Regions from separate parts of the Mus musculus genome. Here regions 2 and 3 are each linked to region 1. Evidence: chromatin loops called from intact Hi-C (ENCODE). Cell type or tissue: heart. All regions are shown on one strand. Links, peaks and the distances in the headings refer to the core of each region. The heading gives the core; the rest is flanking DNA. Region 1 holds the start of Wdr44 (WD repeat domain 44). Region 2 overlaps Wdr44 (WD repeat domain 44). Region 3 holds the start of Klhl13 (kelch-like 13).

Region 1 (10,902 bases), core at 1,271-9,270:
ATCTCTCAAGTACTAAATTAGAAGCATGCTACTATACCTAGCTCAAACAGCCATTTACAAGTATTTTTTCCTAAATTTATAACACACTAATATTTTGCAAATAAAAATGTGTGGTGAGGTGGGTGTAGTGGAACAGGCCTACAATCCCAGCACTGGTGATGCTGAGACAGGAGGATAAAGGGTTTGAGGCTATATACTAAGACAATGTCAAAACACACACACACACCACCACCACCAAGCAAAAACAAATATAAATTTTTATTTCAAGGTGAAATGCTTCTGATGCCTAAGTAAAGTGAGGAAACAAAGTTTTCAATAAGGAATGTTTTCAGACTTAACAATTCTGGTTTGGAGGGAGGTTTGCTTTTTTAAATTTCCCTATGTGGATATCAGGTGTAACTGGGCCACTATGCTCCACTAGACCTAACAATTCTTCTGGATGCTTTGTCTCTGTTTCCGTCATTCAGTCCATATCTTATCATTACTCTAACCTACACATGGTGGTTTGCTGTTAACACTAATGAGACCCCCTAAAACTGAAACAAAACTACATGTTCCCTGTTATAGATAAGCTATTCAATCATTGGTTTTTATTCTGACTTAAAGGAAATGAATGAGCCATAGTTAGAATGCTGCAACAGTCAAAGTCTTTTGTGAGCTAAAGCATGAAAACTGTGTGAAATAGAAATAGACGACCTTCGTGCTATGACTTAACAAGTTATGTGCCAAAAATCTGTAGCATAGCTACTTGCTATAATTCTCTGTCCATTCAAATGTGGCAGCCTCACATAGATAAGGGATCAAAAGACCTAAATTCTAGCTTCAACTACAAAGTAATGTGTCACTTCCTTCTCTTAAGTCTAGGTTTCACTTTCAACTAAATGGGCAGGCTGAGCCAAATTATGTCTAGTTAACTCCTATTCTAAACATGCATTATTTTATCCTAAGGCCCTAAGACCTAGAAAGTCTAGGATTTTGGCTGTCACTAAAAAAAAATAATGTTAAAACTATTACATTTATTTTTATAAAAAGTGTTCTCAGTTGCAGCCCTTTAGAATATACAGGTATAATTCACAGTTGGGAGAGGCATTGAACTCATACATAATTTAGGCAGTAAGTAATTCCAAATCTGTGCATTCAGAACCAGGCAGCCATCAAAGCCATCAATGTTTGTTAAAATAAAACATTATAAAAACATGTAAGGCAGGTCTGGTAGAGCAGGCTAGTAAGTCCAGCTATTCAGGAAGCTGAGGCAGGCCACAATGTTCAAGGCCTGCCTGGGCTACAAAAAGTCCAGGCCAGCCTGGGCAGCTTCTCAGATACACATTAAAATAAAAACAAAACAAAAAGGCTGGGAAAGCTGCTCAGTGTTGAGAGTGTATCTAGTTTTCATCAGATCCTAGATTCAATTGTCAATACAATTAAAACAAAATAACACAAACACACACCAACACACACACACACACACACACACACACACACACACACGAATACCTATAGATTTCTCCAAGAACAAACATTTATCAATAAAAGCATATACTACTAAATCTCAATACAATGACAAACATTTAAATTTCAAAGGGTTCTCAAAATGTAATTTAAAGTTGAGGAAATGAGATGACTCACAGTGTTGGACTCTTCTCTACTACGCCTCAGTCTCTCCTGCCTTTCCCGCTGTATTAAGCAGCAGAGCAGAAAAAAATGCCACATTATGAAACTGAGCGAATATAGAATTTTGTAATTAATTCACTATGGTATCATGGATCAGCCACTTTCTCACTATGTGCTTTAGTTTTCGTAACGTTTTGGGAAAAAAAAATCAACGAACTGCCGTTTCTAGGCATAAAAATGGCATAATAAAAGTCCTACATAATAAAATAAAAACTATAGATTCTTGAAAGAGAAACTTGGAATTCATAGCCAAGAGAACTAAAGGTTTGGTCTGCTGGCTGTAAATAGACATATCAATTCAATTTAGAAGGTTGGTATGAAAGCATTTTACTCTGGGGTGGACTGGGGGAAGATCCCTGTACACAGCTATGGTGTATTAGAATAAACACTGCACTAGAGTTTGGTGAGCTGGTTTCAAATGCTAGCTCTGTTACTGGCAAGTTGTTTCTCCTAACAATATATTTAACTTCTCTAAGATCATATATGTAAAACTGCAGGAAGTACCAATCAAAAGAAATGATCACAAGTGTACACATTACAAACTGGGGAAGACATGGTCTGCGACGGTGCAAACATAACTGCACTGGACTCAAACTCTAATAACTGGACTGCTGATTGAATTAGCTTTCAAAAGATATATTAATAAATAAATAAATAAGAAATATAAGTAATAAATCAATATTAGGGAGCAGACTGTATACTTGGATTCTGCTGACTAACAAAATATAAGGTGTCTCTCAAGTGTGTGCACTCAATTTAGGACAGGTTGGTGAACTGCTCTATATATTCCCAAACACACAAAGATGAAGAAGCATTTCTTCACAGGGCCCAAACCACTCAATTAGCCTCTTAGAGCTTATATGAACCACTCTGGTTCATGTCAAAGAACGGAAGACATTTATTATGATCAACCAGCTAGTGATGCCACCTGTTTTCCGAAATCACAATTTGTCACTGGGTTTTTTAAGCTGTTAGCTGCCAAGCTAAGTCTGCTCACAGCACTTTAAAATATGCCACAGAGGATGGAGCGAAATATAAACAAATTCTTCCCTTTTCTGCCTTCTCAATATCACTAACTGTTCTCAGGTCCAACTCTCCAGATAAGTGTATTTTCTTCCGATTCTCTCACTAATACAGTAGGAAGGAGGACATATAACCCCCCCCAAAAAAAAAAAGAAATCTTGTCATTTTATCCATAGAGCTCTCAACATGCTCAGTTTGGGGGTAAGCTAGAGTTAAATTTGGGAAGCTGGGACACACAGGACTTTTAAAAGAAACAAACTTTTCACCTACTATAAAGTTGAGAACTCTATCATCCCAGGGGGAAATGAGTGCCTATCAATTCTCTCACAATGACTCACTGGGTACAAATAAGTAAAGCAGTTCTAAGTTCTGTATACTTCCTCCTGCAGTAAGCACTCTATAAAATTAACAGATACAATGCCAAGAAAAAAAGAGAAGAATTCACATTGGAATACATTTTCTATGTCAGGTACTGAACTAACAATTTACAGAGGTTCTGAAATAACTGTTCTTTCTAGACTACACTTACTTTATTCAACTAGTAAAAAACAACAATCCCATGACACTGAATTGCTAACAATAGTGAAAACTGATAATTTCTCCTTCCCAACTTAAAAAAAGACAAGAAAGAAAAAATAAAACTAAGCAACCCATAAATGCTTACTAAGTGTTTTATTCTCTCACTTAACCAGAACTGACAGTTTATTACTTTGAAGAAAAAGCCACAGAGAATCCATTATATTTGAAAATCCAAATGCACTTTTCTATCCTGTCCTACTGAGTTCCGAACCTGGATCATATACTGAATGTCAGGACCATTTAGGGCTATCTCAAGGCAGATCACTATCATCCCCACATTTCACAACAGTGACAGACAGCTTCCTGGAAACACACACATTAGTAATCTACCAACATACATTTCTTTCTGATCTTGTTGTTATAACTTTGGGAAATATAGCGTATACAATACATAGCAGATTTTTGAAATCCCTTCTAAAATATACTTGTCACTTTATTTCTATCCACGGGGTAACTCTAAAAACTAAGAGTTCAACTCTGAGCATCATACACGAACACACCCATTTTATCATTTAATTTTCAAATTCTTATAGTTGGAGACTACATTTCAGTGCTTCTAGTTACAGACACATCAGGAGAAGAGTTTGTGAAATAATTGTAAACTGTGTTTCCACTCTGAAACGTGAAGGGGAGTAAAATAAGTTAAGTCCAAATCCTGGTCAGCGACGCTTTCCTACTAGTGAACTTCCTACTCAGAGCTAGCCATATTAATCACCAGTAAAACATCTTGCAAAATGAGAGAAAGGGCAGCAAGCTAGGCTCTCCTTCCAAGGACCTTATTACTCAGCACTTGTTTGTAGATCTGTACTCGGCTGTGTACATTTATGTCCGGCTGCCCTTTCAGACCACAGCATTCTCCCTAATGCTAAGGATCTTGTCTACAATTTCCTCTGGCACACAGTAAAGTGCTATTTCAGTAAAACACAGCTGATGTTGAACTCATGCGCAGGCTGGAGAACCTCCTTAAATAAATACCTGCCTTCCCCCCCCCCCCCCCCGCTTCTTTTTTTATGTAAAAGAAAAGGTGAGTGGCAAATAGGGTCGAGTTACAGTCACTTTGGAAATGAATAGGAGAGAGAGAGAGAGAGAGAGAGAGAGAGAGAGAGAGAGAGAGAGAGAGAAGCCGGGGAAGTTCAATTTGTCCTGCTACCGCTCCTTTTGGTCCCCGAGGGCCAAAACAGATGTTGGAAAGGTAAGCTTTGAACCCCGCAAATACAAATCGCTGCCTCTGAGGCACAAATGCCATCCGCTCAAGGGCTGGCTAAGACAAGAAAGGGGTCCGAAAGAGTCCCCAAACCGCTCACTAGGGAAAAGGGTGAAGGAGGATTCCCTCTCCCTCTTCCAACTCATCCTGCCCTAAGAAGTCCCAGGTCTGGGTTCTGAGGTGTCCAAGTGAGACTAAGAGGAACAGCGGTGACGGACACAGACGGACTGGGGAAGGGAGTAGAGGGAGATGCGGGAGAAGCAGGAGACTAGGATGCCCGAGCTCTGGGCCCGAGCTTCTGGTACTTACCCTACAGGATAGCCGGTCCCCAGGTGCACATCTTCAGGGGCATCATAGAATTCTTCGGTGTCGCTTTCCGACGCCATTTATAGGACACACCCGCGGGTGAGGGGGCCGGCTCCGCCTAGAGAAAGGGTGATTCTGAGCGTCTCCTCCTCGTCAGTTAAGAGTGTGGAGAGGTGGGTCCCCGGGCGACACTGAGGAGGGCACAGATGACGTGGAGTGAGAAGTCAACCCGGGACCGGGGACCACCCTCAGTTGCTGGGCTAAGGGGATGACCTGCAGAGCGACTGCCTGAGGTGGCTGCAGTGGGTCTGGGACAGTGGCCGGCGACCCGGGCGCTAGGTGTATGGAGAGCGCTAGAGAAGAGGCTGTGGCGCTTCTCCGTCCCGGAGAGCAGGCAGCGGGCGTGCCAGCGACAGCAGCTCCAATTTCTCCCGCAGCGGCAATTACAGTTGCAGGGAAAGCTACTAGCCCGCAAAATACCGACGCGCACCTAACCTCGCGAGATTTCGCGGCCGGCCGGTAAAGCGTGGGCGGGGCGGAGAGGTGGCGGGGGGCGGTCCCAGAGAGGCAATCTTATGATTACTAATGCGGGAGCAGCCTGTCAAAATGGCGCAAGCGTGTTGAGGGCGTTTAGGAGAGGCCGGAAGTAGTGGGAATAAGGGCGGTGTCTAGCCTGCGGTGGGGTGGAGTCTGGGACCTGCGCAGGAGCAGCTGTCTGCCAAAACTCCGAGGCACGCCCGACTTCGGTGCAGTTTCCTTAGACGTTTATTTACTGATTCTGCTAACTGCAGTTCAAAAGAAGCATTTTGAGAGGGATGATTTTGAGTCTCTTCCGTTCATCCTGAGAGAGTTCTGTGGGCATTTTGGGATTGTATATTACTTAGTCGTTTCAGCCAAGTCTAAAATATACCGCCTTAGGGTTTTGGCACTTTTAGCATCTTTAGTCTGTAGGAATAGATCTGTCTTATTCACTTGCTATAAGATCCCTAATTGAGATCCCTACATATGATCCAGATGGCCAAGGGGCAAAGTCCATAAGAAAGAGATAGCTGGGGTGTGTCCCATTTCCCAAGAGTAATGGTGGATTTATTGCTGGAGCTGAGCCATCATAAGAACTGCAACTTTTCTCAATAGTTAACTGTCGTCGCAGCCCATGATGTGAGAGAAACTATATACTGCCCAAGATGTATCACATAACAGTGCAGGCAGGGGAGTTATAGATCCTTTGGAAAGTATAACTTTTGTCAAGAATTACTACTAGATTTTATGTTTTTTAAATGTTTTAACTTAAAGAGTGGATTTATGGTCCTTACTACAAAATAAACTGGTGAGATGATACGGCTTTATTGACGTTTTCTACAGTGTTTACAGTGATTAAAACATCACATTTTACTACCCCAAATATAAACAATTATTTGACAATTAAAAATAAGCTAATTATACTGGGTACAGTGATGCATGCCATCCATACTAGCATTTGAGAGGTGGAGGCAGAAAGATCAGTATTCCAAAGTCATCTTAAGCTATATGAGTTTGAGTGCAGCCTGTGTTACCTAAGAACCTGTTCAAAAAAAAAAAAAAAAAAAAAGAACAAAGGTTCATCTCAAATTAAAATTTTTTGTTCACTATACTATGGAAGAAAGCCTTTTTTGTTTTGATTCATGAAAATTTATCAAAATATATTGTTATATGAAAACATATAACCATATAAATTTAGAAATTTATTTTCTACCTAATTACTTACTAGTGAACCTATACATTTCTTAAAATATTTTGGTTTATTGTAAAGGTATCACCTGTTTGAATATTAAAGAAAAATATTTTGATGTTGAGTTACTATGTGTGGTATATGCAGCAATTTTATGAACATGTATTATTTGGTGTCATGCAGCATCCCAAAATGCTGAAGACAGTTTGAATATGAAGAAGGCAACTTTGTTACTGTCTTACACAAGCTCACAGACTAGTGCTGAAGTTTTATTTGAATTTTTATTTCAATATTCTAGGCCAATTCTCTTGGAGTGTTTAAGGTAAGTTAAACATTAATTTCTCAGTTGAGAAAAGGTCAAAATGGGTAGTAGGAATGATAAGCCAATGACATCTTAGAGCTATTATGGCTGTCTATTTAAGTGCTTTTATAACACATGGAAGTTAATTGCCGGGAGCAATAAAACATACCCTAACCTTCATCATTTTTGAAAAAGTTAAAGATGTGTTTATTTTCCCTGAGTATCTGTTTCTGAGTTTTAAAGCATTAAGCTCAAAGCAATGGTTTTGTAAAGTTTTCATTATAAATGAGCCCAATAATCAAATTTAATTTTGCAGGAAAGTTCATATATATATTAAATGCTCTTTTTAAAGCAAGGATGGTTGAAGTCCCTGTTTTATTGGCCTTCTCTGACCCTTTCATAAGGTTCTGTAAAACAAACATAAGAAAAAGGTAAAACTATTGTTTTCCTATTTAGGGGTCAACAAACTGGTCCTTGCTGCTTTTAAAAATATCAAATTATATATATATATATATATATATATATATATATATATATATACATATGTATGTATGTATATATGTATACATATATGTGTATGTATATATGTGTACGTGTATATGCATATATATACATGCTTGCTGTTTCCCTAGCAGAGTTTAGCAGTTGGAATGTTGATTGTGTGGCTTGCAAATTTACTATTATAGACATTACAATTTTTTTTTGTACTCTGGTCTATACAATAGTATTTTGAGGGCCACCTCATAACTGAAAGTACCCTTAAATTGATTATTTGAATTCATTCCACTAAAATCATAAGACCTCACAAAATCTTATGCATAATGAAAATTATGAGAAAATATTTTCCCATTTGGCTGATTCCCAATGGCTAGAAGAACTACTCAGTCCTAAGGCTAAGGTTGGTTTAAGGGAAATCTTTCTGCTTAGCTGTCATCCTTCTCTATACAGCAATAATTCTACTCTAAAGGGAAGAAGTCACCATTACCATATGGAACAGCTTGGTGTGGGTGTTTTCTCTCCTTTTAACAGGGATCATATAAACTGTCAGTATCCCTCCAGCTAGTATTATGACAACCCTGGCAGTAGTCGGTCAGAACATCAGGAATCCAAGCAACTCATAATTCATGTAGCCTTTTCTTGTAAGCAAGCAAGACAGTGATAACTCAGGGAAAAAATGCATAGAGGATTAGATTATTGGAGATACGATGTAGATGTGAAAAGATTTGATATTGCTATTTATGAGATATTTTTATGGGTTTTGAAGTAGCAGAATCCATTAAGAACATGTTCTCAAATTATTGAGAACTTGTCAGGGACAAGATAACATTTGGTAATCATTGACTCTAAATTATCTGTTGGGAAGGTCAGTTGTGTTATAACTGTAATACTAGGTATTTAAAAAAATGTTCCTATTTGGCCTTGAAATCTTTATATCATTTTCACCCTTCAGTGTGCCTTTAAAATTATACTTTGTGTTAGCATGAGAATGAATTTTAAAACTAGTAGTAACTAAAATAAAAAGTCTAGAAATGTATTGACATAGGAGAAACAGCCTGCAAGTCAAATGTGTTATTTTATAATAGAATATTATGTAGTCATGAATTTTTATTCAGGACTCTGAAAGAAAGCAAATTAGAATTATCTTTCAAAGGGGGAATCTGTTAGATGATATTTGCTTTATCATGATAAATACATTAAAAATAGAGCATGAGGAAAATTTCACATCTACACATATGTATTAATTTCATTGCTCCAAAATTAGGTAAAAGCAAAAATTCACACTTAAACTGAATCAAGTTGCACAGCAATACACAAAATGTACACACCCATACCTCAGAAATCTACGACCTAACAAAATTCACTGTGTTTAAAAGCCCATGTGTTCACATCTTCTATTCTTCTAGTTTGTGCTCAGGTAAGACTCTTAACACTATTTCAAAATAATTCACAAACTGTAACCTTTCTGATACCTACTTCATTTCGCAAATGGTATTTACTTAAAAATTTCTCAAATGGATATATATATATATATATAGTTTAATATACCTTCCTCATATTATCCTGTCCATGTTTTCTGTAAATAAACTCTTAAGATTTCAGAGTAAGGTGCTATGTGTATTGTATTTTCTTACTATGGGTAAAATTGTGCTTCTATTTTTATGAGCTTCATATCTTTTTTATATAGTTCATACAAATGATGACATTTGATGCATTCAAGGCTCAATATATATAAGTGTTCTTTCCGTGTGTCCATCTTTTTTACCTATGCTTTTTTTTTTAATGTACTTTGGCCTCGGTTTTTATTGCTAATGGTTTCCTTCTTATAGATAATGTAAATGGCTGCAAGAAACTTCAGTTCATAATATCTTAACCATAAATATTTTCCTTTTGTGGTATTGGGGCTGGAACATAGTGCCTTGTGCCTGTACTTAGGAAGCATGTAAGGTCATAGGAGAACTCTTATTTTTCAGGCCTGGGTCAACCAATTGGTTCTCTGCCACACGCCCAGTAGAGAGAAACTTGCATGTTTATCTCAGTCACTTAGATTATGTAGACTATATAATATGATTTTGTTAAGCAAAGGATATGGGCAAACAGGAAGAACTGTTTGCTATAAGTTCATAAGGGACAAATCCCTATATTTATTTGCATAAGAAGAGCTTATAATATGTTAAATGAAAACAGATGATATAGAATAATACATGTAATAATCTCATTTGTGTGAAATCATTTATTTGTATATCTATATGTTTAGCCACATAGAGAGATTTATGGTAGCATATTCAGAAAGAAGCCATGGTGATATTTTTAAATTGCTGATTAAAATAATAACAGTAGGGGACTGGAGAGATGGCTCAGCAGGCAAGAACACTGAGTGCTCTTCCAGAGGAGGCGGGTTCAATTTCCAGCACCCACTTAGCATCTTACAACTGTCTGGCACTATATTTCCAGGAATCTGACACCCTCACAGAGACATACATGCAAACAAATACTAATGCACAATAAGTTAGTAAATTCTTTAAAAGAGGGGGAAACAAGAAGAGTAGAGGATATGTGTGTGTGTGTGTGTGTGTGTGTGTGCGCGCACGCGCGCGCCTTATTTCTTTCTTTATGGAATTATTAAATATCCTATAATAACTCTATTATTTTGTAAACAAAAGGACTGTATTAAAACAAACCATGTACATTACATATACTAGATAGACTTACATTTACAGTGTTTTGCATAACTATGAGTCCTGGGCTTATTGATAATTCCATAATTTAGGTCTTGGGATTATTTAATAAATTTCACTGAGAAACTAAACTTGGAAATAATACTCACAAAACAAAAGAAAAATATAATTGGGGTGTAAATATTGTACTGTTGAAAATGCCATACTATTTACATTTCAATAGACATATAAGAGAATAAGCAATGGTAATTTTAAAGCAACTACTAAATGGCAGACTAATGTGAAATGTCTAGGAATAAGACATGTCAGAGATATGCTTCTAATAATATTCTCTGGACATAATGGTGTTTTTCAAAGCAATAAGCTGTATATATAGCCTTATATAAAAAGATGTAAACAAAGACATATGAAATTTATGCTTTAAAATAATCACTCAAATCAAAATATGGGACTGTATGACTATAATCTAAACATTTAGAAGCTAAAGCAGAGAGATTGCTACAAGGTTGAGACCACCTTGGGCTACCTAATGAGTTTGAGCAAGACCAACTCTGGATCAATAGAGAAACCTTGTCTCAAGATAGAAGAGTTTGGATGAGGGGGTGTGGAGAGACAGAAAAACTGAGACTGGACAGATGGTTTAGTTGTTAAAACACACACTGCTCTTTCAGAGTATCCGAGTTTAGTTTCCATGTCAGGCAGCTTCTGAGGTCTCACTATGTAGCTCTGGCTACCTTGGTGCTCAATATGTAGACCTGGCTGGCCTTGAACTCATGAAGATCTGCCTGCCTCTGTCCCTCTAGTACTGGGATCAAAGATGTGCACCACCACACCCAGCCTCTAGTCACAAATTGAATTATTCCTTTGTAATTTTCACTAGTGTGTATGTTTATGTATGTGTGCAGGGAGTGGGGATATCTATCCATCAATTTAT
Region 2 (10,902 bases), core at 1,619-9,618, 74 kb before region 1:
TACATATCTTATGTGTTCTTTTGTGACTGGGTTACATCATGCTGCATGGTATTTTCTAATTCTATCCATTTGCCTAAGAATTTCATGAAGTCATTATTTTTAATAGCTGCATAGTACTCCATTGGGTAAATGTATCACATTTTCTGTATCCCTTCCTCTGTTGAGGGACATCTGGGTTATTTCCAGCTTCTGGATATTATAAATAAGGCTGCTATGAACATTGTGGAACATGTGCCCTTATTACCTGTTGGAGCATCTTCTGGGTATATGCCCAGGAGTCGTATAGCTGGATTCTTAGGTGACAGCAGATGCTTGAGAAGATGTGGAGAAAGAGGAACACTGGAAATCAGTCTGACATTTCCTCAGGTATATCCAATTTCCTAAGGAACCTTCAGACTGATTTCCAGAGTGGTTGTACCAGCTTGCAATCCCATCAACAATGGAGGAGTGTTCCTCTTTCTCCACATCCTTGCCAGCATCTACTGTCACCTGAGGTTGTGACTGGTGTGACATGGAATCTCAGGATCATTTTGGTTTGCATTTCCCTGATGTCTAAGGATGATGAACATTTTTTAGGTGCTTCTCAGCCATCTGGTATTCCTCAGTTGAGAATTCTTTGTTTAGCTCTGTACCCCATTTTTAATAGGGTTATTTGGTTCTCTGGATTCTAACTTCTTGAGTTCTTTGTATATATTGGATATTAGCCCTCCACCAGATGTAGGGCTGGTAAAGATCTTTTCGCAATCTGTTGGTTGCCCTTTTGTCCTATTGAGAGTATCCTTTGCCTTATAGAAGCCTTGCAATTTTATTAGGTCCCATTTATTGATTCTTGACCTTAGAGCATAAGCCATTGCTGGTTTGTTCAGGAAAATTTCCCCTGTGCCCATGTGTTTGAGGTTAAGATTCATTTTATCTGGTTTTATGTGGAGGTCCTAGATCCACTTGGACTTAAGTTTTGTACAAGGAGATAAAAATGGGTCGATTTGCATTCTTCTACATGCTGACTGCCAGTTGTACCAGCACCATTTGTTAAAAATGCTATCTTTTTTCCACTGGATGGTTTTAGCTCCTTTGTCAAAGATCAAGTGACCATAAGTGTGTGCGTTCATTTCTGAGTCTTCAATTTTATTTCATTGATCTACCTGTTCATCTCTATACAAATACCATACAGTTTTTATCACTATTGCTCTGAAGTACAGCTTGAGGTCTGGGATGGTGATTCCCCCAGAAGTTCCTGTATTTTTCAGAATAGTTTTTGCTGTCCTGCATTTTTTTGTTAGCTCTAGCTAGCCAGCATCAACTGTCCCAGTAGTCTCCCCCTATTGACTATAAAGCTACAGTCACATGGCTGGAGCTGCTTGCTAGGGTTGGAACATGGCCCCCTGTTCTATTATCACCAGCTTTCTGTTTTCCAACTCCTTCACTGCCTAAGCTTGGCTTGAACTTGCTCTGTAGATTCACCTTGGACTTAGAGATTTGCATGGCTCTGTCTCCCGAGTGCTGGGATTGAAGGCATATACTACTTAAGCTTTTCTTTACTTTGAACTTGTTCAGTCCAGGGATGGCCTTGAACTCAGTGATCTGCCTGTCTCTATGTCCTGGGATTAAAGGCTTGCACTACCATGCCTGGACCTAAGCTTAATTGGGTGGGATCTTGCTTGAAAGCTACCATTCCCTTAATCTGTTTATCTCCTGGGACACAGGATTCAACTCCATTGCACTTCCTGGTGCCCTTTTACAACTGACACATATATTTTGTACTTTTTCTTTTTAAGTTTACTATACTTCATTAAGATGTTCATTATGAGAGTAAACCACAGCATATAGCCTAAAGTGGGTTGTTTTGAGACCTCCTTTGCCAGTGTAATTAATTTTACTCTCTTTACCTTAGCCTCAGGCAGACTCTGTTGACAGGACAAGAAGCAACAAAATTCTTCACCAAAATGTCACAAGAATAGGCTCTTGGCCACATACTAAAATTCTTCTCTGAAACCTCTAGAGCCAGGCTTCTACAGTTTAAATCACCTTCAGCAAGAGTCTTCCATATTCCTACGAGGATAGCCCATTTAACCCCACTTAAAGCATTCCACTGCTTTCTAAATCTAAAGTCCCCAAATCCATGTTCTTCCAAACAAAAGTATGGTCAGGCCTATCACAGCAATATCCCACACCTGGTACCAACTTCTTAGTTAGGTTTCCATTGCTGAGAAGAGACACCATGACCAAGGCAACTCTTATAAGTGACAACATTTAACTGGGTATGACCTACAGGTTCAGATGTTCAGTCCATTATCATCATGGTAGGAAGCATGACAGCATCCAAGTAGATATGGTACTGGAGAGGGAGCTGGGAGTTCTACACTTTGTTCAGAAAGCAAACAGTAGAAGACTGGCTTCTAGACAGCTAGAAGAGGGCCTCAAAGCCCACCCCCACAGTGACACACTTCCTCCAACAAGGCCATACCTCCTAACAGTACCACTCCCTATAGGCCAAGCATAACCAAACCACCATATATAGCAAATATTTTTATCCAGTAAAACCACTGTCTAATCCAAGTTTTCCTAATTTAAAAACATTTTTAAAATTTTACTTATTTTTATGGGTATGAGTGTTTCACATGCATGAATGTCTACTTATTAAGTATGTGCTTGGTGCCCATGGAAACCAGAAGAAGATGTCAGATCCCCTGAAACTGGAGTTAGACAAATCTCTAGGCTGCCATGTGAATACTGGGAAATTTAACATGTGTTTTCTGGAATAGCAGCCAGTGCTCTTAATCACTAAGACATTTTTCTAGTCTCTTAAAAATAGTTTTAAAAGCCAAAAGTCTAACAAAATTGATTTTCACCTAATCACTGTATAGTAAATTATTCAAGGTTGTTATAATAACAAAACTACTAAACTAATTCATACTTAAAACATATACATTATCATCCTTTATATTCATAAAATTAAGTGACTCTCTTATGGCTATAAAAGTTTATTATATTTATTGATATAGAGTGCTTCTTATAAATAACAAACTAAATTTAGAATACACACTTTAATGGAGTATTCAGTTGAAACATACTTATTTTACTAACCTTCATCTCTTACGCTTTTAACTTTATTTATAGCACGTTCACCATATTCCTCAGCAAGATGCTTTGCTCTCTTCACTGATTTTCCAAGGAATTTCTTTAGTTGAGTCCTGAAGAAAATATGCCAAATGTATATTGTCACAATTTGTGCCACGGGAACTATCCACAGACAAACTTAAGAGCTATCTTTTAAAACATTAATAGTAGGTATTCAAGTTTTCATGTTCCTTATTTTATGGAGTGAACATATTCAAGTTAATATCCATTAGAGAAAATATACATGAATATGATTCCTCCCAGTTAACAGTAATCATATATTCTAGACCCACACCTCTGCAGTAGTGGGGTGGAGATGGGCATGTTTAAGCAGATCTATTGGCGCTATTCCCAGATAATCTAATTTGAAGAGCTTATGGAGAAGCCACAAATATGCAATTAAATAATCATGAGAAGACTACTTTAGAGACGTGTTTCTAAGAATATATTTTTACCAACAAAAAGAAAGGAAGGGTAAAAAAGTCATTTATCTACAAGATAGACTACCTGGGAAGTCTAAGATGATCTCTTGTGATTTGATTTTTCTTTCATTAGTGTATACAATGTAGTAAAATTAGGCTGAGCTTTCCTAACAGACGCTCCCATACACAAAGTAATACAATTATCAAACGCTTCCAAAACAGGATCTAATTATTATCTTTTCAATTAAAACATAGATATGTGCATCAACAGGAAAATAAATAAATAAATGAATAAGTGTTGGTATAAAATATAATAAAACAAATCCCTGTTCTTTGAGTTGCCAAGATCTTATTCACCTTATGATCTTTGCACATGTGTTTACTTCTGACTTCAACACTCCAGCACTGATTACTAATTTCTATTTTCCTTTTAGGTCTCAGATCAAATAATCTTCTCTCAAAAAAGGCTTCCTTTAGCCAAAACATGTTATCTTGTTATACACTTCCATAGCACCTTAGAGTTTTCTTTGACAGCAATCATAAATATAGATGCACTTTTGTGCATAATTACATATTTAGTATCTGCCCCATCATTTAACTGGAAGGTCCATGAGTGTAATTGTCTTAACTACTGTATCCACAGCAACTGATTACTATGTATGGTTCATAGAAAGACTGCAATATATTTTGGGTGCTACTATGAAGAGATGGCATGATTTATTTTATTTACAGTAATAAAAGTATAAGCTAGCAATTTACAGATACAAATTAATACTTCTTTTGTAAGAATCAAATAGTCTGCGGCTGTGGGTCTAGCTCAATGATAGTGTACTTCCTTAGTATGTGCTGGTCTCTAGTTTTGATTCACCAGCATTGTGTAAAAAAGTTATGAAGAATGTTGATGATTCAAAAATTATCAGAACACTGATGATTTCTGGCTGTGAGATTACTTGAAACTTTTATTTTCAGTTTTAAACATTTCTGTTACTATTTTCAATCATCATAAAACTGAGATAAAATATTTTTGTAGTGCTGGGGATTGAACACAGTGGCTTGAATATGCTAGGTGAGAGCTCTACCATTGAACTACATCTCACCCCTATAAAACCAGTTTCTAAGACCAAAATAAGGTAGCTACTTTACAGATAACTGTAAGTTTACTACAATTACCTTTAGTTTTAATTGCCAATTTGATATATTCTAGAATCACCTGCGAAGGAAGGTTCTATAAGAAATGGTCTAGATTGGGTTAGCCTGTGAGATGTCTGTGAACATGTCTATAAGCATGTCTTGATTATTGGGAAGACTATGGGTGACATCATTCCCTGAGTAGAGGATATTGGGTCGTTTAAAAGTAGAGAAATTATGCTGAGAATTAATGTGCAGATTATGAATTCATGGCTCTCTGCTATTTACTGTGGATGCATTATGACTAGCTGCTTCAAGTCCCTGCTGGCTTGCAGGAACTGCCTTGCCTGCAACTATAAGCTATGAGCCAAATATACTCTTTCTCTTTGAAGTTGCTCTTATCAGGGTTTTTTATCATGCCAACAGGAAATAAAACTAAAATGATTACTAGTTGAAATCCAAGAAGACATTTAAATCATTGACAAGGTAACTTTCTAAAATATAGACTTACATGACTTTTTATATGGCACTTAATATTTAGTATCTTTCCATTGATGAATAGTGTCAGTTATCATTCATACTATTCTGAAAGCTTTTCAGACAGGATTCACTTAGGCTCAACTATTGGTAGCTTCCTTAGATTTCAAAATAACTTGTAAAGTCAGACCCAAAGTCTACTAGTTTACCCCATCATTCAGTCCAAATACTTCTATGTTCTATGTGTATCATGGTAAGAGAAAAAGCTGGAAAGAGCCCTTGTACATACAGAGTATTGTACTATGTATGGGTCCTCTCATTTTCTAATTACAATCTTGCAATCTGAATATTAACCAAAAGTCTTACATGTTAACATATATGTCATGGTTTGCAGCTTCTCTGTTCCTTGGGAAGCTCAAGGTACTAGATAACCAGATTTTTAAAATGATACATCAATCAAGAATGAAACTAAATACATGTGGAATGTATTTCTCTTGGAAAAAGGAGCATAGTAATATGTACCTTAATTGCAAAACCCAGGACAAAAAAGCAGGAGGCTGGGAATTCAAGGCCAGACTGAGCTATTATGGAGAGTCATATAGTGAGAACTTGCATAGGAAAACCAAAATAGAAAAAAAAAAAAAGGAGCCTTAGGGCATAGACTATACAACAGATTCACTTAGATGTTGACATTTCCTGAACAATTTTTAAATTTCTGGACCCTGACAGTTGTCATTGTTAAGACAGCTCAGTTTCAAATATCCGCATTTTTGGCACATCTTCTCCAAATAGTCTGACATCATTTAATATACCAAAATAAATAAATAAATAAATAAATAAATAAATAAGGTTCAGGCTTAAGTGGCTCATTTGCTTTGGATTTACATGGCAATATTGCCACTTTAGTGACTCATATATAATCAGGCACAACCCTTATGATCACAAATATACTAGGTATTTGTGCAGGGTAGTAGAAGAACAATAGGATCATAAAGCTTTTATATCGCCTTGTTTAGGTGTTTAATTAAAATGTATTGGCTTTTGTCTCACAGGGCCATAGCCCTTCTCGAGGATCTATAGGTAGTTAATGGCTACTAGGAGAGAGTAACATTTCTTCAGGATAGCCACTGAGAAGTTGTCTAAGATCCTGTAAGTAACCCTTAATTAAACTCATTGGTTAATTAAAGAAAATAAAACAACCACCCCCCCATCAAAGTATAAGGGAAACTAGTTAGAAAGAGAAAGTAGATCTTTCCGTCTTCTGATGTCTTCCTCAATTTCTCTCTCTCCAGAGACTTGAAGTTCTTTTCATACAGATATTTCACTTGCTTGGTCAGAAACATACCAAGGTATTTTATACTATTTGTGACTACTATCAAGGGTGTTGTTTCCCTAATTTCTTCCTTAGCCCTTTTATCCTTTGAGTAGAAGAAAGCTACTGATTTGTTTGAGTTAATTTTATATCCTAACACTTTGCTAAAATTGTTTATCATCTGTAGGAGTTGTCTGGTAGAACTTTTACAGTTGCTTATTTATACTATAATATCATCTGCAAATAGTGGTATCTTGGCCTCTTTCTTTCCAATTTGTATCCCTTTGACTTTCTGTTGTCTAATTGCTCTGGCTAGGACTTCAAGTATGATATTGAATAAATAAGGAGAGAGTGGGCAGCCTTGTCTAGTACCTGATTTAATGGGATTGCTTCAAATTTCTTTCGATTTAGTTTGATGTTGGCTACTGCTTTTCTGTATATTGCTTTTATTATATTCAGGTATGGGCCTTGAATTCCTGATATTTCCAAGGCTTTTAACATGACGGCATGTTGTATTTTCAGGATTAACATAATAAAAATGGCCATCTTACCAAAAGCAATCTATAGATTCAATGCAATCCCCATCAAAATTCCAACTCATTTCTTCAGAGATAGAAAGAGCAATTCTCAAATTCATCTGGAATAACAAAAAACCCAGGATAGCAAAAACTATTCTCAACAATAAAAGAACTGCTGGGGAAAATCACCATCCCAGACCTCAAGCTGTACTACAGAGTTATCGTGGTAAAAACCACATGGCATTGGTACAAAGACAGATAGGTAGATCAATGGAATAGAACTGAAGACCCAAAAATAAACCCACACACCTATGGTCACCTGATCTTTGAGAAAGAAGCCAAAACCATCCAGTGGAAAAAAGACAGCATATTCAACAAATGGTGTTGGTTCAACTGATGGTCAGCATGTAGAAGAATGCAAATCGATCCATTCTTATCTCCTTGTACAAAGCTCAAGTCCAAGTGGATCAAGGACCTCCACATAAAACCAGATACACTGAATCTAATAGAAGAGAATTAGGAAAGAGCCTCAAACACATGGGCACAAGGGAAATTTCCCGAACAGAACACCACTGGCGCAGGCTCTATGATCACCTATTGACAAATGGGGTCTCATAAAATTGAAAAGATTCTGTAAGGCAAAGGGCACTGTCATTAGGACAAGACAGCAACCTACAGATTGGGAAAAGATCTTTATCAAACCTAATCCGACCTAATCCGATAAATGCTAATTTCTAATATATACAAAGAACTCAAAAGTTAGACTCCATTGAGCTAAATAATGCTATTAAAATGGGGTACAGAGCTAAACAAAGAACTCTCAACTTTGGAATCCTGAATGGACAAGAAGCACCTAAAGAAATGTTCAACACCCTTAGTTATCAGGGAAAAGAAAATCAAAATGACCCTAAGATTCCATCTCACACCTGTCAGATGGCTACGATCAAAATTCAGGGGACAGCAGATGCTGGTGAGAATGTGGAGAAAGAAGAACTTTCCTCCACTGCTAGTGGGATTGTAAGGTGGTACAACCACTCTGTAAATCAATTTTGTGGTTCCTCAGAAAACTGGACATAGTACTACCTGAGGGTCTAGCTATGCCACTCCTAGGCACATACCCAAAAGATGTTCTAACATATAAGAAGGACACATGCTCCACTATGTTCACAGCAGCTTTATTTGTAATAGGCAGAAGCTGGAAACAACCCAGATATACCTCAATAGAAGAATGAATACAGAAACTGTGGTACATTTACACAATGGAATACTACTTAGCTATTAAAAACAATGACTTCATGAAATTCACAGGCAAATGGACGGAACTAGAAAATATCACCCTGAGTGATGTAACCCAGATACAAAAGAACAGACTTCGTATGTACTACTGATAAGTGGATATTAGCCCAATATCTCAGAATACCCATGATAAAACTCACAGACCACATGAAGTTTAAGAAGAAGGAAGACCAAAGTGTGGATGCCTCAATATTACTTAGAAGGGGAAACAAAATAATCAGAGGAGGTAGAAGCAGGGAGGGACCTGGGATGGAGGAAAAAAGCAGAGGCAGTATCCGGTATGGAAAGATAAGATACAGAAGAGAAGTACAAAGGGTCACTAAATTGAACAGAAATATGTAGCAGTAGGGGATGAAGAACTGGAGGTAGCCACTAGAAAGTTCCAGATGCTAGGGAAGCAAGAGGTTCCCAGGACCCAACAGGGATGACATTAGCCGAAATACCCAACAAGGGGAGAGAGAACTTGTAGAGACCATCTGTTGCAGATAGCCCTGGGGCTAATTATATTTGATGTTAATTCCTTTCTCCTGTGAGGAACTTCGAACAAGGAATGAGCCAGCACTCAAGTGATTTCCTGTAAAACTTCTTCCCACCATAATGTATAAAATAAACGCTAGAACCGGTTATTGGGCAGAGAAAGAGAGGAGGGTGGAACTAAAGGTTATGGGAGAGAAAGAGAGAAAGGATGACATAGGACAAAGGAGGAGAAGAAGGAAAGTGGAGCAGAAGCACTTGGCCTGGAGAAACTGCAAGTTCTAAGAGGTCTCTCATATTCGGAAGATGGTAATGCAGTGATAGATCTGCCCAATCTAGGTGCAGAGCATGTTTTCACATTAATTGAGTAGTGTTTTCATTGCCCAGGCTTATTTGGGTTGGAGATTTACTACACCACACATCTCCAGTAGATAGGCATGGCCCCCAGTTGAGGGATGGGGTCACCACCCATCTCAAAAATTTTAACCCAGAATTGTTCCTATCTAAAGGAAATGCAGAGACAAAAAAAATGGAGCAGAGACTAAAGGAAAGGCCATCCAGAGAATGTTGCACCTAGGGATCCATCCCACCCACAGATACCACATAAATAGAGATTTATGCCTGGTACTGAAAACCAAACAATTGTCTACAGCTAAGAGATCATGGACGTTAAAGAAGGACCTACTGCCACTTTCCTAAAGCAGTAGACTATAGTCTACATACATAATCTCATAATCATAGATAAGAACAACAATATCAGCCATCCAGACCCCCAGAGCTCCCAGAGACTAAATCACCAATCCAAGAGTACACATGGACCCATGGCTCCAGCAGCCATGTAGCAGAAGACTGCCTTATCTGGAATCAATGGGAGAGGAGGTCTTGGTCCTGTGGAGGCTTGATGCGGTGACATAAGGGAATGCTAGAGTGGTGAGTCAGGAATGGGGTGGGTAGATGCTGGAGCACCCTCATAGAGGCAAAAGGGAGAGGGGATGTGATGGGGATGTGATGGAGGGGAAACTGGGAAGGACATATCATTTGAAATGTTAATAAATAAAATAACCAATACAAAAGAGAAAATAAAAAGAAAGAAAGGAGATCAGCAGGAGAGGGGGAGACAAAAAAGGAAATAGGGCTGGCTATGATCAAATACATCATATATATGTATGAAAATGTCATAATGAACAATGAGTATAATATGTGTTGATAAAATGGTTTGCTTTCAAAATTAGAAAATGACATTAAGATAGCATGCTGAAGATAAAAATGAGTTATGCGGATATAGACTTGTTATGAACTGGATTAGTTAGGAAGATTATTATAAACTTTTTGTATAAATAGAACTAGGATTTGGAAAGATGACGAGAAGGGGCAATGATATCTAAGTCAATGATGTTCTTTTACTCACAGTCTAGAACCTATGATGGAAAACAATACAAGGATAATAAAAATATATTGATCCATTTCCTTTATGTCAGATCCTTTAAAGGTAACTTATATAAATGTAAGACAGTTATGATCAACCAATAAAGGGTAGGGAAGAGTAGTATGGAATGCACATTTATCACTGATTTAAAACCATCAGAAGAGGGACCACATATTCCAATTCAAGCAACTCTCTCAAGCTGAAAGAAATTATGAGAAAGAAGTTACTAGAATTAAGTAGTTGCAGATATATCCAAGCAATATTGCAAGGATTTGATCATCTTATAAGTTTATGATAGATCAATGACTGGTAATGGTAATTAGTAGGGGAAACAGAACAATACTAGGATGGTGGTAATAATATTATCATACTAGAAGTTTCAGAATAAGTGTAACTAGGGGCTATATAGGGGATAAATCTCTGCTTAACAAAAATGAAAAAAGATGGCCAAGAACATTTTTGTATTACATTTTTTTGTTAAAAATATACCTGGAAATTTTATTACCCTTCTAATAAACACATAGAAGAAAAGAGATGTAGTATAACTCACGTTTTCTGTTTTAACCTTCCACCATCAGTATCTGTTTGTTGTGACTGTAACTTTTCTTCATCATCTGACTGTGTGGCATCATTGCTACAAGAAGGAAGAGGAAGTGATTTGAAAAGAAACCATTTTTTCTTCTCAAAAATGTCCTTTAATGCTTATTATTCAGGTACTAATCAGAATAAGAC
Region 3 (10,902 bases), core at 1,198-9,197, 330 kb after region 1:
CTGCTGTGTCTGGTTAAGTGGAATAAATTATTTAACCTCCAGGAGAATCCCATTAGATCACAATTATTCTAAAACTGCTACAGATACGCAAAAAGAGATATTAGGTCTTGAGGGTAGAGATATTGAGTGATGGAGATTGGATTAATATCTAACAAAACTTTTTCCCTTTATTCCTGGGAAAAATTGTGTGTATCTGCCACCCAGAATTCACATGCACACATGCACATACACAAAGCCACTTCCATATGCACACACAAGATATCCTAGCCTTATTCTGACTAGTCTCTTCATAGAGTAGATATAATCCAAAAATTTGTGACTAACTTTTTCATCATCCTAAAAAGTATAAAAACCTAATCTGTAACAGAATAGGAAAATACCTTATGTGCCACGTCCAGTAGAAATGAGTAGAGATGCCACCTACGGGGCATCAAGTGGAGGGATAGGGTTGCCATCCCACAGTCAAAAATCTCTGACCCAGAATTGTTCCAGTCTAAAAGAACTGCATGGACAAAACTGGAGAAGAGCCTGAGGGAAAGGAGGTCCAACAACAGGCTCAAATTGGATCCAGCTCAAGGGGAGGATCCAAAGCATGACACTATTACTGATGCTATGGTGTCCTTACAGACAGGAGCCTAACATGGCTGCCGTCTAAGAGGCCTAACAAGCAGCTGACCATGGTAGACACAGAAACTTACACCCAACCAATGGACTGAAGTCCGGGACCCCTGTGGTTGAATTTGGGAAAAGCTGGAAGAAGATGAGGAGGAAGGTGACCCCATAGGAAGATCAGCAGTCTCAACTAACCTGGACCCCGGAGATCTCTCAGACACTGAGCTGTCAATCAGGAAGCATATACAAGCTGGTCCAAGGTCCCCAACACATACACATCAGAGGACTGCCTGGTCTGGCCTCAGTGAGACTAGACACATCTAACCCTCAAGAAACTTGAGGCCCCAGGGAGTGGAGAGGTCTGGTGAGATGGAGGGTAGGGGATGGGAACATCCTCTTGGAGACTGGTGAGGAGGTATGGGATGAGAAACAGTCAGAGGGTGGACTGGGAGAGAGATAATGACTGTATTGTAAAAAAAAAAAGATTAAAGAATAAAAAAAATACCTTATGTGATAATATGCAAAAACAAAATGGAGATAGTCCCTTCAGTGTCCAGTCCCTGATTCCAAACCACTCCCGAGCATATACTATATATTGTATACCTGTCTCTATTTTCCACAGAAAGAAAACACAATAGAGAAAGTATAAGTTTTAAAGGTACATGACTGATTGCTCAATAGTATAATCATGGGGTAATGGCATAAATATTTCAAATATACAATTTGGTTAAATATTGGCATATGCATGCAATGTAAAACAGTTTTTGTAATACCTTAAGGAACATTCATGTCATCACTAAACATTTCTTTATCTTTTTTGTCCTTTTTGTCTTTTCTGCTACTTGGTCTTATCCAAAGACAACCACTCATCACTGTAGATGCATTTTAATTTCCTGGAATTTTATATAATTAGAATGACACAGCATACTCTGTAGTGTCTGGATAATTATTTTGAGATTCATGCATACAGATTGCTCTGGGCTTTATACTCTATTTTGTTCACTTCCTTTATTTGGTGAGTAAGTATTGCAGGGCATGTATTGTCAATGTATTGATCACTTATTGATGGATATTTGGATCGTTTCCAATTTTACCAAAAAACATCTGTTAAAGATATCCACATACAACTTCTGTGTAAACAAAGGAAAACCTGGCTATCCTTTCATTCAAGGTTTCTGGGTCTGCAAACTGGCTCAAGTCTATAAATTGGTTCACAGGCTGAGATTCACTTTTGTCATGATTGAATGCAGCCTTTGTTTAATTTTTTTTTTGAAAAAATTTCCACTTGTACAGATCAAACAAAAATATAGTAGGCCTCTTATCTGTTTCATGCCTGGAAACACCATGATTGATTAGCCAGAACCAAATATAAGTCATGCCACCCACCATAAAACTACTTTTGTCTGTGCTGACCATTATGGACATTGCTTTGTCTATGCTGCCCATTATGATAACTACGATCATCTTGCCTTTGGTGATTAGGTGCCCCTACTACTTCAGGTCCTAATCAAATCAAACCCACTGCATTCAACTTATCCAACTGATCATCAGAGTCTCCAACCCAGCTCTTCAGATGTGTTCATGTCCTCCTAACAATTTTGTGTCCTATAGGATTAGTGAAGGTCATGTCTTCTGGGCCTTCCCATTACAGAGGATTAGGTTTTATACCTCATACCCACTCTAGCATTGCAATTTCCCTGAGCTGTAAAATCATCAACAATAAGCCAAAGGATATCACACATCTTTAACTCCTTTTCAAAAGGCCATTGTTTGACAAATGTTTTAGCCAACCATTCAAACAAACTTTGAACCCCCCCCTGCCTTTCTTACCTGTGCAAGTTTCTATATTAAACCTAGACTTTCCACTCAGAGGACTATATTAACAAACTCAGACTGATCCATTATTATGTTCCTTCCACCATTATCCCAACACCCTTAAATTCCATTCTCACACACATTCCCCAGAGTTCTGCTGGAATGAATTAGCAAACTCATTAAGCTCTTCAGCAGTATAGTGTACCTCCTCATGGACTACACTTTCTGTCTCCCCTCTAGGAGCCTATTTAACCTTTAATCTGGTGATAGATCTAGAGGCAACTAACGGTGGGCCCTGAGGGACTTCAGTATTGTCTTGCCTGGAATGTCCTCTGAGAAAGTCATTGCTGGTTTGGCAGACAATGAAGGAGGAATTTCCTTCCTCAAGGTTGAAAAGTCCTGGAGTCCAGGTTTGGTGCACATTCTCTGCTGAGGGTGGAGAGATTACTTCCTCAGGTGAGACAAAGCCTTGAGTTTCTGAGTTCAACGTTCTCAGCTTTATTAGGGTTCTCCTATACATCTTCATCCCAAGTTACATGATCCCTTTCTTTACCAATTAATACCTTACTTTAACACCAACAGGCTCTGAGGCTGGGACTTAAATTTTCACTGTAATTCAGCCAACCTTATAATTAGGGCTTCTGTCTGATTTTGTGAATCTTGAGCTCTGTGGTTTCTGGAGAAAGGGTTCTCTTCTAGAACACACTTAGAAACCTTTAGACTGTTACTGTACATCTAGAGTTGGTCAGTTTTATCACTGAGTTCATTGTTGTCCTTCACCATATTCTTGGATGCTAGAAGGTGGTTAAATTTTATCACTGAGCTCAATCTTCTCCTTTTTCAATTTAGCTAGAGATGATAAGAGCAACTAGCAAGATTATCATTTGCTAATTTTTCACAAACTGTCAAAAATTTATATAGATTCATCAAATGCATTGCCTCTTCCAATTGATGAATCAGAATAATCAAATGCATTTGTCTCCTTAAGTTTGTAAAATATTTCACACTCTCTGAACTTCTGGGAGAGGCTTCAGTAACTCTAGTCGTTGGCAAATTAGGTGTTGTCTTGCTAATAGGTATTAACTTTGTGGTTACATATACAATAATCTTTGACTAAGCATAGAGGAAAAGCCAGTGGGTGCATCCCTGTTGACACAGGTGAACTGGTTTGAGTACATTATCAAAAGTAATAATGCTTATCACATGTGTATTTTGTTATTATCATGGTTTTAGTTTGATTATTGTGGTAGGGCTGTCTTTAGTTCTAGTAAGCTTTTCAGTATCTTGTTGTTCCTCAATTTGCCTAAAACCTATCACTATTTGGATTTCAGTGTATGGAACATAAAGTACAAAGATAGCGATATTGAGATTTCAGACCCTAGAAAAGATTACTGATAGCAAAATGAAGTATTGGGAAACACACATCATTACAGCCCCTACTCTCATCACTCTCTCAAAAGTAGGGGGAAGTCCCACAGTGATGAATTTGATTGGTTGCTAAGAAGGCTCTGGTATTTTTCAATGAAGGGACTAGAAATAAAAATAAATAAATAAATAAATTATTATGTGTGCAATTGTATGTTTGTGAGAGTGCAGTTGCTCATGTGACACTGTAAAGCTCCTGTGGAGGTTAAAGGACAACTTATGAGTTAGTTCTCATAAGTTACAATCTCACTTACAAGGGGGAAGAAAATAATCATGGGAGGCAGAGGGAGGGGACCTAGGTGGAAGGAGGATTGGGACAGAAATGGGGAAAAGGATCAGGTATGGGGTAGTGGTAGGGAACAGGGGAGAAGCCCAGAGGGTCAACAGAGTGAGTGGAAATAAGCAGCCTCAGGGGGTGGGAGGTGGGGAGACCCTCTAGAAAGTACCAGAGACCTGGGAGGTGAGAGACTCCCAGGACTCAGTGAAATGCCCAACAGTGTGGAGAGGGAACTTGAAAAGCGTCTACCTCCAGTAAATAGACCGAGCCTCAAGTGAAAGGATGGGGTTGCCAACAAACAGCCAAAGTTTCTGACTCAGAATTGTTCCTGTCTCCTGAGAGAAAGGCGGTCCAGTGACCAGTCCAACTTGGGATCCATTTCACAGGGAGGCACCAAAGCCTGACACTATTACTGATGCTATGGTGTACTTACAGACAGGAGCCTAGCATGGCTAGGCTGAGAGGCCCAACCAGCAGCTGACTGAGAAAGACTCAGATACTTAAACAACCAACCATTGGACTGAAGTTGGGAACACCTATGGTTGAATTAGGAGAAGGATGGAAGAAGCTAAAGAGGAGGGTGACCCCATAGTAAGACCAGCAGTCTCAACTAACTTGGACCCCTGGGAGTTGCCAGACACTGAGCCACCAACCAGGCAACATGCAGGAGCTAGTCAGATCCCTGCCCCCGACACATACAGCAGAGGACTGCCTGATTTGGCCTCAGTGGGAGAAGATACATCTAAAGAGTGACTTGAGGCCCCAGGAAGGGGAAGGCCTGGTGGTGGGAGAGCATTCTCTCAGAGACAGGGGGAGGAGGAATGGAATGAAGAACTGTGGGAGGGCAGACTGGATGGGAACAAAGCTGTATTGTAAATTAATAATAATAATAATAATAATAATAATAATAATAATAATAATAAATAATTAGGTAGTTCTCTCTTTCTACCACATGAGACTGTGAGTCCTGGGGATCAAACTCCGGATCAAATTTGGTAGCAGATGCCTTAACTGCTGAGCCACCATACCTGCCTGAAACTAGAACTTTAAGTAGAAATAATGAAGACTAGAATGATAGATGGAAATGGTGAAGGAAGAAATATAAGAAGGTGACCTGAAGCTTCAACTGTCAGGAAGGCAAATGATTAATGAGAAACAGTCAGGGAGGCTGAGTTGACTTTTTTTTTTTTTTTTAATTTTATTGGTTGAGGTCCAGGTTAATGGAATTAGAAGAAAATAACGAAGATTTAAGACTTACAAGAGCAGTCTCAGCAGAGAAGTGAAAAATTTGGGTGCCAGAATCCCAGCCATCCTGGGTTCGGCTTTACTCTGTACTAGTTCATAGTAACTTGGGCAACATGCTTAATCTTCATGTACTTGCTCCCAGAGTACAGTAATTTCATAGCACAGTGCCGGTGATAGTTGACACTCAGTAAAATGTTAACTGCTGTGTTTGTAGTTGTTCTTCCTCTTTCTTAATGCGTTGTATTCGGATAGAAAGGAGACATGAACTACTCATTCCAGACCATTATAAGAGTTATGAACTATTAGGTGTATGAGCCTGGATCAGGTTTATTTTGGAGTTTGGGAGCCACTGAGGTGATGAGGCACCTTTTGCTCAAAATCCCCTTTGCTTGGTCTCTGGAGTGACTTTGTAGAAGCTGAAGTTATGGCTGGCAGGATGTACTTGGTGACTTCTTTGGAGAAGTCTATGCACTGCTGTCCCTTGATACTTGACAGTTTTCACTTCTGCCTCCTGGACACTAGAAGCCATGTGGGCTCACACCCAAGTGTCCTGCTTCCAAAGGCTCCAGGGCCACTTGGCAGTCATCCTGCTTCCGGGCCCAGCCTTGCCTCTCTTTGGCCGAGTGTTCAACTCGGACCCCACACACTGTCCTAGCCCCAGCCTCCGCGCAGGCGCCGCCAGGGCCACCCCTGCCGCCATGTTTCCCCCGCCCACACGCTCCCCTCCCACCATTCTCCGTCCCCTCCCCTCCCCAGCTGGGCTCCGGGTCCCCTCCCTTATCCCCCACCCCCTGGTGAGGTCAGGCGGAGGCTCTGCCGCTGCGGCCGCAGCAGCTCAGCTCCCATTCCCAGGCAGCTTGGAACAGGGACTTTGGCAAATAACTGGAGCGGCGTTCGGGTTAGGGTAAGCAATCTCCCACTGCCTGAAGACTGGGCCAAGTGGCTAGGGTGTCCAGGGGAGCAGTGGTGCGGGCGCCCGTGCCTCGCAGCAGGAGGGGACCCGGGCTGCGCTGCGCGCCTCCCTCTTTGGCCTCTGAGCGCAGCTGCTCTCGGAGGAGCGGCTGGGTGCAGGGAATCGGCAAACAAGGTGAGGCAGGATCCTGAAGTCACGGGGGCTCCACGATCTTCCCCGCCTTCTGCGCGATTAGGAGTTGGGATCTGCACCAAAACGGCGAGGCGGGGAACCCGCTTCGCTCTTTGCCTACCGGGCTTCTCTCCACGCTTTGCACTTGCAGGTCCCTTTGGCTCCACCAGAAGCTTGGGTACCTCTAGGCTCTTAGTCAGAACTCCGTTTTCCTGTGCTTCTTTGTCATCCCTCCAAGATCTTCTCTGGGTTTCCCTCTCGCTTCCCTGATCCTGTGGGGTTCCTCTGTCAACCTCAGCCTCACGATCTCTTGGCCTCTAACACTTTCTACTTTGTGCTTCCTAATCCATCCCGTTTTCAGAGTCCTAACTTGAGAGACTCCGCTGCTTTCTCCCCAGTCAAGAACACTTTTTCTCCCCTTCCTTCCGAGCTTTTAACTTTAGTTCTGAGTGTCTTCGGCTCTGAATTTCTGGACTTTTTTTTTTTTTTAAATCACAGTTGAAGAATGGTTTTCTTGGAGACTTACAGGGTTTAACCCTATCATTTACAGAAGAAAAAGACTGAACAATTTCTTTATTAAATACCATTTAATAAGCATCTGTTGAGGGATTTTAAGATTTCTTTCTAGGTTTTAATAGCCTAGTCTAAAAGCCAGTCACTTAAAATGCGTGTATGTATGGCTGTTTGCAGTATTCTTTTTCAGTCCTAACGTCCTGGCAGTGGAACAGGCTGGACTGAAGGAGGTCTAGTGGGGTTTGAAAACCTGGCTTCATTTCTCTATCTATAAATTAGGGTGTTCATCATTTAAACATACTTAAAGGATGACCTTAGATTTTTGGAGCAAGCCACCCAACTTAGTTTCTAGGCTGGTTACTAAGCACACTGAGTGGGAACTGAGAGGCCTTGGGGTTTAAAACTACCTCTGTTTGGTAGGGTACCTGCCTTTTAAACAGAAGCCACAGTTTCTTATAGTACATTTTAGAACCTCATAATTCTTTAGAAAACAAACCAAACCAAGCCCACTAGTTTTCGCCGTTTCACTTTCTTGCCCATGCAGTTGCCATGTTAGTTCCTGCACTGGGCTTCATTCGCTCATTTCCACGCTGTAATTAGTGTGAGGAAAATTGAATGGAGAAGCTGAAAGTGGCGGCAGATACCAGTGAATGAGCACATGCTGACGTATGCAGCTGTGTTTTTAGAAATAGGCTTTATCTATTGCTCAAAGTTGAAAGCTGAGAAAAATGAGTTAAAACAGTTATGACATCATTTTATATCTAAAAATATTAGCTCCTTTAACCACAAGTCCTTATACTTAACAGTGATAGATTTGTTTGCTTAATGCGTGGCCAGGTGCTGCCTTTGACACAACAGTTCCTTAATTGGCAGCAGTCTGGGAAGCAATTACATTGAGAATAAAGATGGTGACTACATTTCACTCTCCTGGTAGCAATTTTAAGGTCTGGTAGTGTGGCAATGGGAAGAGTTTCTGCTGCAATATTAAATTATACATTTGTAAATAGACAAGACCTTCAAATGCTCGGTATTTTTAAGCTGCCATTTTTATAAGCAAATTTTAAACTGTGTGGTGTGGTTCTATAGGTTTTAGTCAATGTTTTGAAGAAAGTAGTTTTCATAAGAACAGTAAAGAATATCAATTATTTTAGTTAGGTAACTTGCCCCTGATACTTCCTTTTCCAATGAATTTCTAGAGTTCACTTTAGTTCTATCTTTTTTTTTAAAAAAGGAAGATGGGCAGTGGTGGTGGTGGCCTGCTTTTAATCCCCAACACTCAGGAGGTGGACGCAGGCAGATCTCCAGGAGTTCAAGGCCACCCTGTGCTACAGATCGAGTTCCAGGACAGCTACAGCTACACAGAGAAACCCTGCCCCTCACCAAAACCCAAAAACAAACAAAAAAGATAGATGATAGGGAAAGTAGTAGACCCACCATTTTTATTTTGGGGCAACCTATTTTTGAGACATGTATGCTATTTGCTTTCCTTTTAAGATTATTATTATTAAGCCTGAGCTAACATTGCCACTGATCTGACTTTATACCAAAAAGCTATTTATTTTTTGCCTGGAAGATTTAAAAAAAAAAAAAAAGTAAGTTAGCCATAAGCATTTTTCTCTGCATTTTCAACATTTGAAAATTATGGATTATGTGATACACTTAGAGATTTGATACCATACTGAATATTTCTTTTTCATTAAAAAATTATAAATGGGGCTCACACAGCCCATGCTGGCCTCAGATTTGGTATGTAGCTGATGGAGGATAACCTTGAAGACATGATTCTCTGATCTTAGTGCTTGGGTCACACCACAGAGCCAGCTCAGAAGGATGGTACTAAATCTTACTTCATTGTCTGCTCGTATTTCTGCTTTCTTTTATGTTCATTAATTTGATTTGCAGTCCTGAAATGAGATTAACGTAAATATTCAAATTGTTTGGTTTGTGATATTCAATATATTATTAAAATCTTTTCAGCATCTTGTTTTTGGTGTAATTCTCTTGTTTATTTCTCTAAAATGATAACAACTCGGTAGAAATCATATTTAAAAAACCCATAAAAACCGTGTAAAAAAAAAAACAACAGCCTAGAGTAAACTTTTCAAAAGTAGAGAAAATGGTTTTCTCAGAGTTACAGATATTTATAGTAAGGAGGTTATTAAGTATTACCAAATAAGTTAATATTTCTTGGCATAAAATCTGTTGAAAGCCTCCCATCTTCCAAGGCTCTGTATATTATTAGCCACAGTATAAAACCTTGTAAGTCAGTATTCATATAGAGTGTAAAAAGAACAATAAAGAAAATACACAGAATATAGAAAACTCGAAAACACCTAGCTCCACACGGGTGGTGCATGGTGGTGAAGGTTTGTTGTTAACTTCTCTCTGGATTAAGAAATATCCAGAGAGTCCGTAAAACATTGCTTTGGGCGTGTCGGTGAAGAGTGTTCTAGAACAGTGTTTGAATCTGGGAGGAATAGGTAGGGAAGGCCTGCCCTCAGAGTGGGTGGTTACCGTCCAATTGGCTGCAGAGAACAGATAAAAGGCAGTGAAGAGCGCCACTTCATCCCTTTTGCTGCCTTGAGCTTTGGACCTAGGCTCCGCTCTTACCAGTGGCCCTTAGGCTCTTAGGCTTTTGGCCTTCCTTAAACTGAGAGCTTCACTCTTGGTTTCCCTAGTTCTGAGGCCTTCAGACTGGGACTGAGCTCCACCGCCAGCATCTCCGACAGCTTTCAGACTGCCGTGGGCCTTCTCTGTTGCCGCGACTCTGTAAGTCAATTAATTCCCTTCTGTATCTCCCCTTTTAGATGTACTCGAATCTCCTATTCTGTATCTCCCCTTTTAGATGGACTCGAATCTCCTATTCTGTATCTCTCTCTGGAAGACTGGCAACTATATAACTTATTGAAGGGGTGATGTTGGAGCACAGCCTAAAAGAAAGAGGGAGAATGCGTATCTATACGTTTTTTTTTTTTTTTTTTTTTTTTTTAATTCTGGGAACACACCTGGCCTGGCCACATGGGCCTTTATCTATAATCTCCACACTCTGGAGACAGGGCGTCGGATCGCCGCGAGTTTGAAGCCAGCCTAGTCTACCTAGTTCCAGGCAACCAGAGCTCAACCAGAGCTACACAGTAACTTAAAAAAAAAAAAAAGTCTGGGAACACATTCTCCATCGAACATTCAGGCATAGGGTTCATGAAGAACAGAAAGCTGGTGGTCTGAGAGGTCTCAGAAAGTATTAGAGATAATAGATACATAGGATTTGGAAGTCCTCAGAAAGGATTTGAATTTGATGGTCGGAACAACCGGAAGCCATTAGGGAATTTGGAACTTAAAACATGTTTTACAGAGCATAAAATTGAATACCTGGCTCAGTTATTTACATTAATACCTAAGAATGAAAACTTTAAAAAAGTTTGTTAAATAGCTAAGTGATTCAGTTCTACTCTGTTTAGATTAGGGACTGGGGACATAGAAACTCTAGGGTGTGTTCAAAGCAGTCCAAGCAGCCCTAGCAGTCCCCTTGCCTCTGGCAAATTGTCCTTTGTGCTGCAAGGTAAGTTGTCAACAAGAGAGCTTTGCCAGACCTGGTGGCGGAGCCTAGAATTTCAGCCCTGCGGAGGCAGAGACAGGCAGATGTCTGTTCTAAGGCAGAGAGATGTTGTCTCAAGGCGAAACAAAAGCTCAAAAACCAGAAACCCCACCAACCACATTCCAATGGGCCATTGTGCTATTTTAAGAATTTGTTTGTCCAGGACTGAGCTGTTAGTTTCTTAGAAATATATTTATTTTGGAAGGCTGGAAATTTTATTTGTACACAAAGGAATTGTTTGGGCTTTTTAAAATATCATTTGGACTTTTAAGAGATATTTGTTATATCGTTTTAGCTGTTGCTAAAAAGTATTTCTTGTAAAATGACCTCTAGCGC

Evidence for each region. Hi-C counts contacts between places; a loop is a spot of excess contacts. Peaks named below come from ENCODE experiments on the same cell type or tissue, not always from the same donor. Only the 100,000 strongest peaks of a DNase experiment are listed, where the experiment ranks them.
Region 2: a loop joins it to region 1, with 3 times the contacts of the local background. A loop is called at or near these places in 3 of 42 quality-filtered maps.
Region 3: it touches region 1 in a loop (7-fold over the local background); 2 of 42 quality-filtered maps call a loop at or near these places.

Annotation. Positions count from the first base shown.
Region 1 is chrX:23,687,424-23,698,325 of GRCm38, reverse strand. It overlaps Wdr44 (WD repeat domain 44), which reads right to left and starts at 5,275. Exons shown (of 21, transcript NM_001305675.1): 1 at 5,057-5,275; 2 at 4,787-4,901. The coding sequence starts at 4,863. In heart, for the core only: no CTCF peak of the experiment used is centred there; a DNase peak (open chromatin) is centred at 5,405; H3K4me3 peaks cover 2,247 bases; H3K27ac peaks cover 877 bases.
Region 2 is chrX:23,762,179-23,773,080 of GRCm38, reverse strand. It overlaps Wdr44 (WD repeat domain 44), which reads right to left. Exons shown (of 21, transcript NM_001305675.1): 9 at 10,721-10,804; 10 at 3,085-3,191. Among named protein-coding and RNA genes, the nearest start is that of Wdr44, 75 kb to the right of the region's middle. In heart, for the core only: no CTCF peak of the experiment used is centred there; no DNase peak of the experiment used is centred there.
Region 3 is chrX:23,360,332-23,371,233 of GRCm38, reverse strand. Klhl13 (kelch-like 13) reads left to right here and starts at 6,171. Exons shown (of 10, transcript NM_001381892.1): 1 at 6,171-6,278; 2 at 9,650-9,740. In heart, for the core only: no CTCF peak of the experiment used is centred there; a DNase peak (open chromatin) is centred at 6,123; H3K4me3 peaks cover 2,180 bases; H3K27ac peaks cover 1,123 bases.